Linked DNA regions of Homo sapiens: all the other regions are linked to region 1. Evidence: chromatin contacts called from ENCODE Hi-C or POLR2A ChIA-PET data. All regions are on one chromosome and are shown on one strand. The core of a region is the stretch at or near the end of the contact, and the rest is flanking DNA. Distances in the headings are between cores, read along the strand shown. Region 1 has its middle 75 kb from the start of LINC00607. Region 2 overlaps LINC00607 (long intergenic non-protein coding RNA 607). Region 3 overlaps PECR (peroxisomal trans-2-enoyl-CoA reductase).

Region 1 (3,726 bases), core at 403-2,902:
GTAAAAGTGAACAAGATTGTTTGCAGATAGGGTCTTCCATCCCTTCACAATTGCTCAGTAAATTGTTGCTGATTGACTTGTGGTAGTAGATTAAAAGTGATTAACAAGAAGCAAAGTGATGGTTCCTGCCTTGCAGGTTTTTAATAGGTTTTAAGCTTATTCATAGGTTTGTGAACAATCCAGAACATTGAATGAAAAAGGACTGGCAAGAAGAGGATGGACATGAAAGTAGATTTTATTAGATTACAGATATTAAGATTCTTGTCCTGGATCATTTTTGTCATCTCTGCAAGGACGATCAGAGCAGAGCCCTGCTGCCCTTGCAGGAAAGAAAAGCCTCTGCAGCTTCTTTCCAGCGTCTTTGAGAAAATTTTTATGTCGCACGATCTGCTGACTGCCACTTGGTGCCCTGTATGGATTTTCTAGAGAGTTTGATGGGCAAGAAGAAAATATGCAGACGCTTCAGAATCCATGACACACGTCTATTTTCCAGCGTTGGCTCTGCCATAACCCAAAGAGAGGTTTCAAAAACAGAATGAAAGCATGCACTACTATAATAAAGTGGAATGTTAGGGGAGAAAAAAGAGGGTAGTGGAGAACATATGGTTCTACTGCATGAAATGCTGAGTGTCTCTTGCACAGGCATTTGCATGCAGGGCCAGATACGTAATGTGCAGGGCCCAGGGCAAAAGGAAAATATGGGGCCTCTCATGCAAAATTATTGAGAATTTCAAGATAGTGAAGCAGAGGATTACATCAAGTACAGGAACTGTTCTGAGTATGGGACCCTGCTCATGTGCATAGGTTTCACCCCTATGAAGCCGGCAGTGTGTTTGTGTGTGTGTGTGTGTGTGAGAGAGAGAGATGGAAACAGAGACATACACAAATATACACATGAGAGAGGGAGGAGCTTTCTTAACGTTCTGTTTTTACTGCTTTACATTTTAAGGCAGAGATTCTCAACCTTTGCACTAACTACATCTTGGAACAGATAAATCTTAGTTGTGGGGGTCATCATGTGCCTCACAGGGTGCTCAGCCTTCTCCTTCTTATTTACCCACTACATGCCAGCAACACCTCCCAGTGCCAGTTTTGACCATCAAAAATATCTTCAGACACTTGCCACATGTTTCTTTGTGGGGCAAAATCACCCTGGTTGAGAATAACTAAGATAAGATTTCCCACATTCCCAAAGAGAGCTTAATGGCCTTTCTTTCTTTCTTTCTTTCTTTCTTTCTTTCTTTCTTTCTTTCTTTCTTTCTTTCTTTCTTTCTTTCTTTCTTTTTCTCTTTCTTTCTTTCTTTCTTTCTTTTTCTTTCTTTCTTTCTTTCTTCTTTCTTTTTTTCCTTACCCAAGCATGAATAAAATATGAAAGACTCGAGCCCAGTGGGTGCAAAATACCGACTATCCATACAAGGCTCATCTGGTTTGGGGTGAAGGCCCATCCCGGTTCTTCATATGCGCACCTTGTTCTGGCTGCCTTGGGTGAATATGCATTTCACAGATTGTCTGTTCTCTGAGCCCTGAAAATGTATCCTTTAATCTTCAACTCAGAAAACCCCTTGACTCTGGAATGAGACACCAAAGGCCTTCCAGTGACAGGCTGGGAGAGAGCTGTTTGGATTGCTAATTTGTTTTCACTCTTTAGTCTGTTTTTCCTTCGTGCTGATGTTCCTCTTTAGACCTTGAGTATGAATAATTCTGCATAGCCTGAGGGGAGAAGCAGGAGGCCTGCTTGTAGAGTTGTTTGTACTGTAACGAAATAGAAAGTTTAAAAGCTTACTGAGCCTGAGCAGTTGAAAAGGGAGGGAGGTCTAGTAAGCACTTTCAAAATTACTCATAAAACATGACAAATTCTGGATGTCTCTTGGTGGTCAGGGAAATGAATTGCCCATTTCACTTAACAAAGGCACCCCCAAGCAGAACAGCTCCCCGAATGTCCAAGGCAGAGAAAAGTCCAAAGGCAGAGAGGTCCAATGAAGAATGCTCATCAAGATAGCCTTCCTAACTCTGTATTTCATGGAACTGTGAACTTGAAAGCCAAAGTAAGCCCTGACATTTTCTGGCTTGTGAGTAGTAACTTGATAGCTACTGTGTGAGATATCTCACTTCTCCTATTTCATATTCAGAGGGGTTCTGGTCTGGAGATGGTTGGACTTATTAAAACTTAATGACTCCTGGCTAACACACGGTGAAACCCCGTCTCTACTAAAAATATAAAAAAATTAGCCGGGCGTGGTGGCGGGCGCCTGTAGTCCCAGCTACTCGGGAGGCTGAGGCAGGAGAATGGCGTGAACCTGGGAGGCGGAGCTTGCAGTGAGCCCTGATGGCACCACTGCACTCCAGCCTGGGCGACAGAGCGAGACTCCATCTCAAAAACAAAAACAAAAAAACAAAAACTTAATGAGAAAAACTTTAAGGACCTTACGCTTGAGTGCTTTGCTGAAACTTTAGTTGCGTTAACTAGCCACAGGCTGGACGTCTCCTGCAGAACAGTTGTCCTGAAAATGTACAGGTTTATTATGTGCTGCATGGCTACATTGTATTATAAATACTCATTTATGTGAAAGTGACCCTTTCAAACTGTGAGCTCTTTGAGGTCTATGAATTCCCAGCAAATAAAACAATGCCTACCCTATAGTAAATGCTCAATTAATGACCTGAACTCATTTCAAGCCATAAAATAGATGAGATGAAAGAGTGGGGATCAGTTAAAAACATCCTCATTAGTTCGCACCACTGCACTCCAGCCTGGGCAACAGAGCGAGACCCTGTCTCAAAACAAACAAACAAACAAAAAACATTCTCATTAATGGAAGGACAAATTAGCAACCTGTCATTTTAATAAAAGATGAAAGGCAATACAGAGTGGCAGAATAGAGTTTTAACTGCTCTTCCTCCCCTTTCACCGAAGGGATCTTTGACTACTGGAAATAGCATAACACACTCGAATTTTGGACTGATGGATCACGAATACTAGCACTGGGAAGATTTATTTAATTTTTGTAGCTGTAATATGCTGAGGGAACAAAAGAATTAAAATATTCTCCTCTTCTCCTTTCAGATAGAATTGGCTGCCTAAGAATCTGCCCTAAGTGTTACAGGAAAGGGGTCCCGACCTGTACCCCAAGAGAAGGTTCTTGGATCTCGTGCAAGAAAGAATTCAGGGTGAGTCCATAGAGTTAAGTGAAAGCAAGTTTATTAGGAAAGTAAAGGAATAAAGAATGGCTACTCCATAGAGCAGCCTCGAGGGCTGCTGGTTGCCCATTTTTATGGTTATTTCTTGATGATATGCTAAACAAGGGGTGGATTATTCATGCCATATAGGCATGTAGATAACCAGTAGTGATACAAACAGTTCTTTGTCCATAGACATGCAAGTAAATTTTGTTTTCTGTAAATACACCATTGGTATTTCTCCATAACCTATTTTAGACCACATAGGGTAACTTCCTGAAGTTGCCATGGCATTTGTAAACTGTCATTGTAAACTGTCATGCGCTGGTGGGAGTGTAGCAGTGAGGACAACCAGAGGCCTCTCTCTTGGTTTTGGTGGGTTTTGAGGTCTCTCTCCCTCTTGGTTTTGGTGGGTTTTGCCAGCTTCTTTACTGCAACCTGTTTTTATCAGCAAGGTCTTTATACCCTGTATATTGTGCTGACCTGCTATCTCATCCTGTGACTTAAGAATGCCTTAACTGTCTGGGAATGCAGCCCAGTAGGTCTCAG
Region 2 (3,726 bases), core at 561-3,060, 250 kb after region 1:
AAGGGAAGTAAGAAGGAAAACAGAATATACTAAAGATACTTATTTACTCAAAATTTTGCTGAGAGCTTTCTCTTATTTTAGGTGAATGCACAAATGGAAGTCTTAAATCATTCAGCATATGAAAAATCTGAAAATAGAGAACTAAAAGTACAAATTTCATTTTGCTAAACTGGTTGTGCATTTATTCTAAATTAAAAATAGACAGGGCCATCCTTGACTCTTGACCCAGTGCATTGTGTGTAGACAATCTGCAGAGACATGAGGGTCTACTTTCCTATTCAAAACTAAGGAGGATTTTGGAGACAATCCTTCTTGTGAATAGAGCAAATAATTTAGCTCCTAAGCATCCATCTAAAGCAACAGTAGCTTTCAGTGGTTGTTTTAATAGATTTACACTAATGAGATAAAGCCAATGTGATGATGTCTGTGATTGTTTGTTGGTCTAATCTAAAAGGTTACATGCTTTTGGCATTTCAGTATTTGTCCACAGTCTACAAAATTCTTTACAGTGAATCTTCAAAGAAAAGGACAGGGGAGAGGTGAAAAAAAAAGATCAATTTTCGCATGTTATCATCAGGTTTGGTGGCAAAGAATGTTAAAAAATCTCAGCAAAAGTGTAATTTGGGATAAACAGCAGATTCAATTTAATCATATTTTCTCTTTCCCCAATAGGAAAGATAATGAAGGGTTGGCTGTTGACATTAGTCAATAGACAACACTTATTATTCCTGTGCAGTGAAGTGTTTCATGAGGAAGTGCTGAATAGGTAGACAAAGAAAATGAAATGTCCTTTGATGAAAAGACTAACACAATACAATCAACGGTAGAAATCTTCCCACCAAAATCAATAAAAAAGAACTGTGTAATATTTTATTTATTTATTTTTTTGAGACAGAGTCTCGCTTTTTCACCCAGGCGGGACTGCAGTGGCCCTATCTCGGCTCACTGCAGGCTCCGCCTCCTGGGTTCATGCCATTCTCCTGCCTCAGCCTCCCGAGTAGCTGGGACTACAGGCACCCGCCACCGCGCCCAGCTAATTTTTCGTATTTTTTAGTAGGGGTTTCACTGAATATTTTTTTAAAAAAATAATTTGTCTAGATCATCTGGTTAAGTCTGAAGTTATGAAAACACTGTACCTAGAAAGTGACTTTTTTTTGGTTATAAATGGTAGCTATACAGTGGTTGAGAGAGTATGGACCATGGGAATTTTGTAGCAGGCAAGAAAGGTTAGAACACTATCAGTCCTATGAACTGTAGAACTTGTGGCAAGCATGCAATCTTTCAAAAAATTCATTGAAAAAATTTCACTGAAATCCATACAAAACTCGTAAGATGTGTCAACTTGAAAAGTTTCATCGTCATCTTGGTTTTAGATGTCTGGCTTAACTGTAAATTGAAAGAGAATCTTGTTAATTGTACTCTATCTCACCAGAGAGACAAAAGTAAAATATGTCATAATGTAATTGAGGCCTCCTTTCTTTCATCCAGGAACTTTGGACTTTCATTTTTTTTAATGTTGAAACTGAAATGACTTTTATTAGTTAATTTTGTGTGCCTTATAGTAACACCATCCAACCCTCACTTAGAAACTGAGACACTTCCAACTTAAAAGCAACATTTAGGCAAATGGTGAAGCAACATTTTTGGGGACTCAAGTATTTAAAGGTACTTCCTTACAATTCTTCAGTGTCTCCTCACAGTAAACATGCAGCTAATTTCCTGTTCTCTCCCAAGTGTAAAACATTAGTCAGTCACTTAGCTGTTCCCTTTGGGCCAGAGGACCCGTCTCATTTAGATGAGTCATTTTGTGAGGCTCTGAAGCAAGTTGGTGGTGAAAGAAACTATTCTAAAAGGGATTTTGTCAGCATGGTTTGCACAGCTAATTGATGATGGCAAATCTTAGAACCTTAAGGAGGCAGATACTTGAGTAAAGTGAGCAAAATGGGGCTTTCAAATCTACTGTTTTCAAAATATTTTTCCAACACACTTCCTATAATACTTTAAAAAAAAAGACATCATTAAGATTCTGTATAGACATAAAACACTTTCTGATTTTTCACTTGACTCTCTGATATATAATCTAAAACATCTAGAATATCATGGTACATTTAATGTAAGTAAGTCCTGCTGGACCTATGGCTAAAGAGCTAGGCCCATCCATCTATGAATATTTTATGGCAAATTTTACTATAGAATTAAGATACTTAAAAGAAAAGCAATAATACAAATGTGTGGGCAGAAGATCCTCCTAACTCAGTGTAAAATAGTGATAACATGGAATTCAGGGTGAGAAAAGAGAGGGTTTGCTTCCAAGAATTATCGCTCTGTCTCTCTCTCTCTCTCTCACACACACACACACACATACACACACAGTGGATTAAATAGGACCAGAGTAGGAGAATTTACTTTTTCCAAAGTGTGAGAATCCTTCAATTTCCTCAAGTTCTTTCCCTCTATAATAATCTCTTTCAGACTGTTTTCCTTCTGTAATAGTCCCCCTTAGTAGCCTCTCTACAGTACTGATGCAGACAAACTGATGGCTAAGTAAGGTTTGTCTTTGGTATTCCCATTCCTGTCCTCTTTAGCACCATATTTTCCAGTTTGGCACCATCTTTTCCAGGCTTTCTTGCTATCTCCACTGATAAGACTTCTTGTTTATTTGGTGCCTTCTTTCAACCCTGACATCTTCATCTCAAGCAGTGTTTTACTCTTCCAACTTCCACCAAAGATGATGTGTTCTGTGTGTTGTCTCAAAGTCTTGATGGGTGGCTGAGTCAAAGATATACACTTAATGAATTGTTGGTGCTAAGATTTTAAAAGACAGTTAGGTCATAGTGTGTTTCCATGCCTCTAATTGAAAAGGCCAGTTTGAGCCAATATTTTTTAATCCAAAGGATTGGCTCTAACTGGATTTGACAGGCTCGTGGTAGACAGATCTGTAGGTGAATGGGTCTTTGTTTCCTTAAAACATGTCTTCTAGGTGACTACCTACCCCACTTGTCTCAGGCAGGCCCCCCTCCTCTCACCGAGTCCTGTACCTCACATGGGACCCTGCTAGAAGGTTTGGAATACATCTTCGGTGCTGGGGGTAGACTCCCCTCTGGTTCTCTATGATAGGAACTCTGTTCTGGGGCTTCTCAAGAAGCGTGACTCAGTGCTAAGTCTAATTTTTTTTTTTTTTTTTTTAGCCAGAGTTTTGCTGTGTTGCCCAGGCTGGTATACAGTGGTGCGATCTTGGCTCACTGCAACTTCTGCCTCCCAGGTTCAAGCGATTCTCCTGCCCCAGTCTCCCAAGTAGCTGGGATTACAGGCACACGCCACGATGCCTGGCTAATTTTTGTATTTTTAGTGGAGACAGGGTTTCGCCACGTTGGCCAGGCTGGTCTCGAACTCCTGACCTCAGGTGATCCACTCACCTCGGCCTCCCAAAGTGCTGGGATTACAGGCGTGAGCCACCATGCCTGGCTGATTCAGTGCTAACTCTAATTAGAGGCCATTGCTGACCCTGTAAAATTGGTAGACACTTAAGGCAGTTGCTATTTCTTCCCCTTGTCTCAACTGTTTTACTCTTCCTTTTGTGTTGTTTCACAGTGAAAGCATCATCAGAAGCAGTTAAAGTGACAAATATTGGGTTAACCAGACAGTTTCACGATACATCTCTCCTTTTCCCTTTTTATAGTGGACACCTTTGAGAGTGTGAAGTTGCCATCCACAGAATAGATGATC
Region 3 (3,726 bases), core at 666-3,165, 140 kb before region 1:
TCACACCCACTAGATGGCTATTATCAAAAAATCAGACAGCAGTGGCGTGTAGAAACTACATCCCCCATGCATTTCTGAGAACAATGTAAAATGGGGAGGGACACTTTGGAAAACCATTTGGCAGTTTCTTTAAAAGCTAAACAGAGTTAACATATGACCACACAAAGATTTGTATTCATAATTGCTCCAAAGTGGAACTATCCAAATGTTTATCAGCTGATAAGTGGATAAATAAAACATGGCATATCCACATAATGGAATACTACTCGGCAATCAAAAAGGAACTATTAACACATTACAACGTGGATGAACCTCACAAACATGATTCTAAGTGGAAGAAGTTAGACACAAAAGACCACGTATTGTGTGATTCACTTTACATTAGATTTTCGAAAAGGTAAAGGCAAATCTAGAGAAACAGAAAGATGAGTGTTTACCTGGGGATGGGTTAAGCTGCAGATGGGTGTGAAGGAACTTTTTGGGGTGATGGAAAGGTTCTCAAGCTGGATTGTGGTAATGGTTGCATAACTCCGTATATTTATTAAAAGTCATTACATTGCACACTTAAAGTAGATGAATTTTATGATGTATAAATTTTACCTCAGTCAGGCTTTTTATAAGGAAATGTAAATGGACGTGTAAAACATATCAAACAGGCAGTGTGCTGAAACAAGGTATCAGGAGGGCCAGGATACTTTAAAAATTTAATGATTGAGTTTGCCTCTATCCTGCAGTTTACAGCTCCTGGATGAAAGAGCATGGAGGATCTATCGTCAATATCATTGTCCCTACTAAAGCTGGATTTCCATTAGCTGTGTAAGCGTTTTTATATAGTTTTCTTTCTAAGTCTTTGAGTTTTGTCTTCTGATTGGGGGAAGCATGTTAGGGAACATTTCTTAAATCAAGATCATTAATACCTTTAATGAGCTGTGATTCTAACAGTTAACATTTTATTTTATTTGAACTTAAAATTCAAAGTACTTCTAAAACATTTTCATCCAGATGCGGACTGCCAGATTTACCAAGGAAAGGGAAAATAGTATTTGTTTTTTGTCTGATGTTCAGATTAAACTGGATGTCTTGTGTTTTCTTGGGCAACTCTAATCCCGATGTGACTAAACTGGCCATCACTGTCTAGGAATAGCTTATTTGTTAAAGTATAGAAATGAAACTAATCTGTGTTAATTTAGATTTGAATACCATTAATATAGCTACTTGATTTTACACAGGACTGCTAAGTTGTTCCTCCTAACAGATAATCCAGGATTTTTTCTCCAAAAGTTTCTAAGGTTTTGTGCCTCTGATTAGCCACTCTGTACACAGACAGCATGCCTCCTTTATGCAAATTTTAGTACCCTGCTCATTTCCTGGATTATGCAGAACTCCCAAACATGTATAGGATAAAAATAAAATTCAACTTGGCTTAAGTAAAAATCTAGGGCAGTGGTTCTCCAAAAGTGGCTTCCAGACCAGCCACATCCCCATCACTTGGGAGAAGTTGTTAGCACAGCAAATTATCCAGCCCCACACCAGATCTGCTGCAAGAGAAACTCTGGGGGCAGAGCGCAGCCGTCGTGCAAGCCCTGGAGGGGATCCTGGTACCTGCAGAGCCACTGCGGAAAGGGCATGTTAGGTTCAGCCACAATGTTAGCAGGAAGCTGCCTCTCCTTTTGGTTTTGCTTTCTTCATGTCTGCGTACATTCTCAGGCAGGCTGTCTCTAGGTGTGGCAAAAGGCGAGTACTAGCAAGAGTTACAGGTCAACACTCTAGCTGTTCTTAACTCTCCAGTGAGAGAGTGCCTCTCAAGTCATGCCAGCAAAAACAATATTAATGGTGCCAGCAGGTCCCAGAGAGGATACTCATTAACTGACCCTGCCTGGTTATGTGTTCAGTCATTAACCAAAAACTGTAGAAATGAGGTTGCTCTGCTATGCATGGTCAGCCTGAGGAATGAGGAACTGTGGTCATCATCGCTCAGACATGGACTGAGAACAGGCAAGAGGTACTTCCTCAAGTGGAAATCAATGTGATGTTACTAAAAACAGAGTAAAAAATGGTGTGCAGGCCATTGATACCACTCTACCTTCTTTTCCTGCTCATTATTCTTTACTAAATGTATTTACCTATTTTAGCATCTTGGAAGAAATAATTCAGATTGTAGGTTCTTTCTGGCATTTCCCATCCTCACAGGCAACTAGTGTTAATAGTTTTGGGGGCATATCTTTTTCCTACATTTTAACCACAAATTTAGGATGCTATAAACACTATTCTGTATCTTGATGTTCTCAAATGAAGCAAATATCCTGGAGATATTTTCTTAACAGAGTCTAAAGAGATTTCTTCTTATTTTTTTATGGCTAATATGCCACTTTTATAAACCATAAGTAAGGAATGATTTGTGTAACCATTTTCCAGTTGGTGAGCATTTGGGTTGTTTCCAACCTTTTGTTATTACCAAAACCAAACTAAACACCTGCAGTAAGTAACATTTTCTGTACATCAGATAGTGTGTAGCCTAAATTGCAAGAGGTATAATTGCTAAGTCCAAAGCCAAATGCCTTTGTAATTTTAAGAGATATTGCCAAACTGCCCTTTAGAAAAGTTGTAGTTCCTTTATGAGTGAAATGTGTCCTCTTTCATGCATATGTAAGAAGTAATGAGAGTTTCTTTTCTTAAAATACATTTTTGAAATGAAATCACTGGCTTTTCTGATATTCGGTTGGCTAGAAAAAAAACACAGCTTGTCTTTAACATGGAAAAGAAGTGTTTCAGATACTTCTTGCTTTTGTTCTCTTAAGAATCGTTTCCTTTTCCAGTGGCCTTCACACTTTGGACCATGACTCATAGTAAGAAATTTTACATCTTGACCTAGTAAACACATATGTGTATATGTGTCTATAGGCAAAACAAAATTCGTGAAGCAAACATTCTTACTATGTATTGTGCACTCTGATTTTTCTTTCTTTCCTTTTTTTTTTTTTTTTTTTCTGAGATGGAGTTTTGCTCCTGTTGCCCAGGCTGAAGTGCAATGGGGCGATCTTGGCTCACTGCAACCTCTGCCTCCTGGGTTCAAGTGATTCTTATGCCTCAGCCTCCTGAGTAGCTGGGGTTGTAGGCACCCACCACCACGTCCAGTAGTTTTTTGTATTTTTAGTAGAGACGGGGTTTCACCATGTTGGTCAGGCTGGTCTCGAACTCCTGACCTCAGGTGATCCACCTGCCTCAGCCTCCCAAAGTGCTGGGATTACAGGCATGAGCCACCACACCCGGCTGATATTTTCAATTTTATTGTGGTCTACTCTGTTGTATTTTCTTTTTTTACACTTGCTGCTTATTACTTGCTAATTTTATTTCACTATTAGCATTGTGTTGTAATTTACAATTTGAAAGACATGGCTTTAGGTATCCTCTACAATAGAAGAGGAGGATGAATGTCAGAGATTGAGCACTCCTTTTTTTTAAATTTTAGCTCTCTTAAGAGACAAATTGAAACTGTTGGCTGTCGCTTGTTTACTTGACCAGTACAGGTACATGTGCAAGATACATCTGGAAATACTAAAATGAATCAGATACCATCCACACTCTGAGGGAGTCTACAACTAGTAGGGGAGCAAAGCATGAAAATAATCAGCTAGAGAGAGAAGGTGTTGGATATTCCAGTAAAGGTATTTGCAAGTGTGCAAGATAAAAGGAGCACAGAGGAGGGCAGCATCCAGGCGACATGTC

The links. Hi-C counts contacts between places; a loop is a spot of excess contacts on that map. ChIA-PET counts read pairs that join two places held with the same protein, here RNA polymerase II (POLR2A). Pooled maps may share reads with other maps.
Region 2: a map of mammary epithelial cell shows a loop between it and region 1 (5-fold over the local background). The contact joins two enhancer-like sites. A Hi-C loop is called at or near these places in 3 of 168 maps with a recorded cell type or tissue (chondrocyte, mammary epithelial cell and prostate gland) and 8 of 50 pooled maps. POLR2A ChIA-PET finds 5 or more read pairs at or near these places in 2 of 52 experiments (AG04450 and Panc1).
Region 3: a loop to region 1 is called in a map with no recorded cell type, with 6 times the contacts of the local background. The contact joins two enhancer-like sites. A Hi-C loop is called at or near these places in 1 of 37 single-sample maps with no recorded cell type and 2 of 50 pooled maps. POLR2A ChIA-PET finds 5 or more read pairs at or near these places in 2 of 52 experiments (GM12878 and OCI-LY7).

The regions. Positions count from the first base shown.
Region 1 is chr2:215,916,402-215,920,127 of GRCh38, reverse strand. No RefSeq gene overlaps it. Among named protein-coding and RNA genes, the nearest start is that of LINC00607, 75 kb to the right of the region's middle. Within about 2 kb of position 1,652, at least 4 of the 41 ENCODE cell types and tissues checked have a DNase peak (open chromatin) inside an H3K27ac peak, as active enhancers do; they include GM12878, where a contact is called at or near this core.
Region 2 is chr2:215,663,040-215,666,765 of GRCh38, reverse strand. The region is part of intron 5 of LINC00607 (long intergenic non-protein coding RNA 607); the gene reads left to right. It overlaps LOC102724861 (a long non-coding RNA gene), which reads right to left. Exons shown (of 8, transcript NR_187737.1): 3 at 1,321-1,386. Among named protein-coding and RNA genes, the nearest start is that of LINC01614, 53 kb to the left of the region's middle. Within about 2 kb of position 1,810, at least 7 of the 41 ENCODE cell types and tissues checked have a DNase peak (open chromatin) inside an H3K27ac peak, as active enhancers do.
Region 3 is chr2:216,055,985-216,059,710 of GRCh38, reverse strand. It overlaps PECR (peroxisomal trans-2-enoyl-CoA reductase), which reads left to right. Exons shown (of 8, transcript NM_018441.6): 4 at 735-816. Among named protein-coding and RNA genes, the nearest start is that of PECR, 24 kb to the left of the region's middle. RefSeq lists enhancers at 1,464-1,523, 1,584-1,763. Within about 2 kb of position 1,915, at least 9 of the 41 ENCODE cell types and tissues checked have a DNase peak (open chromatin) inside an H3K27ac peak, as active enhancers do; they include GM12878, where a contact is called at or near this core.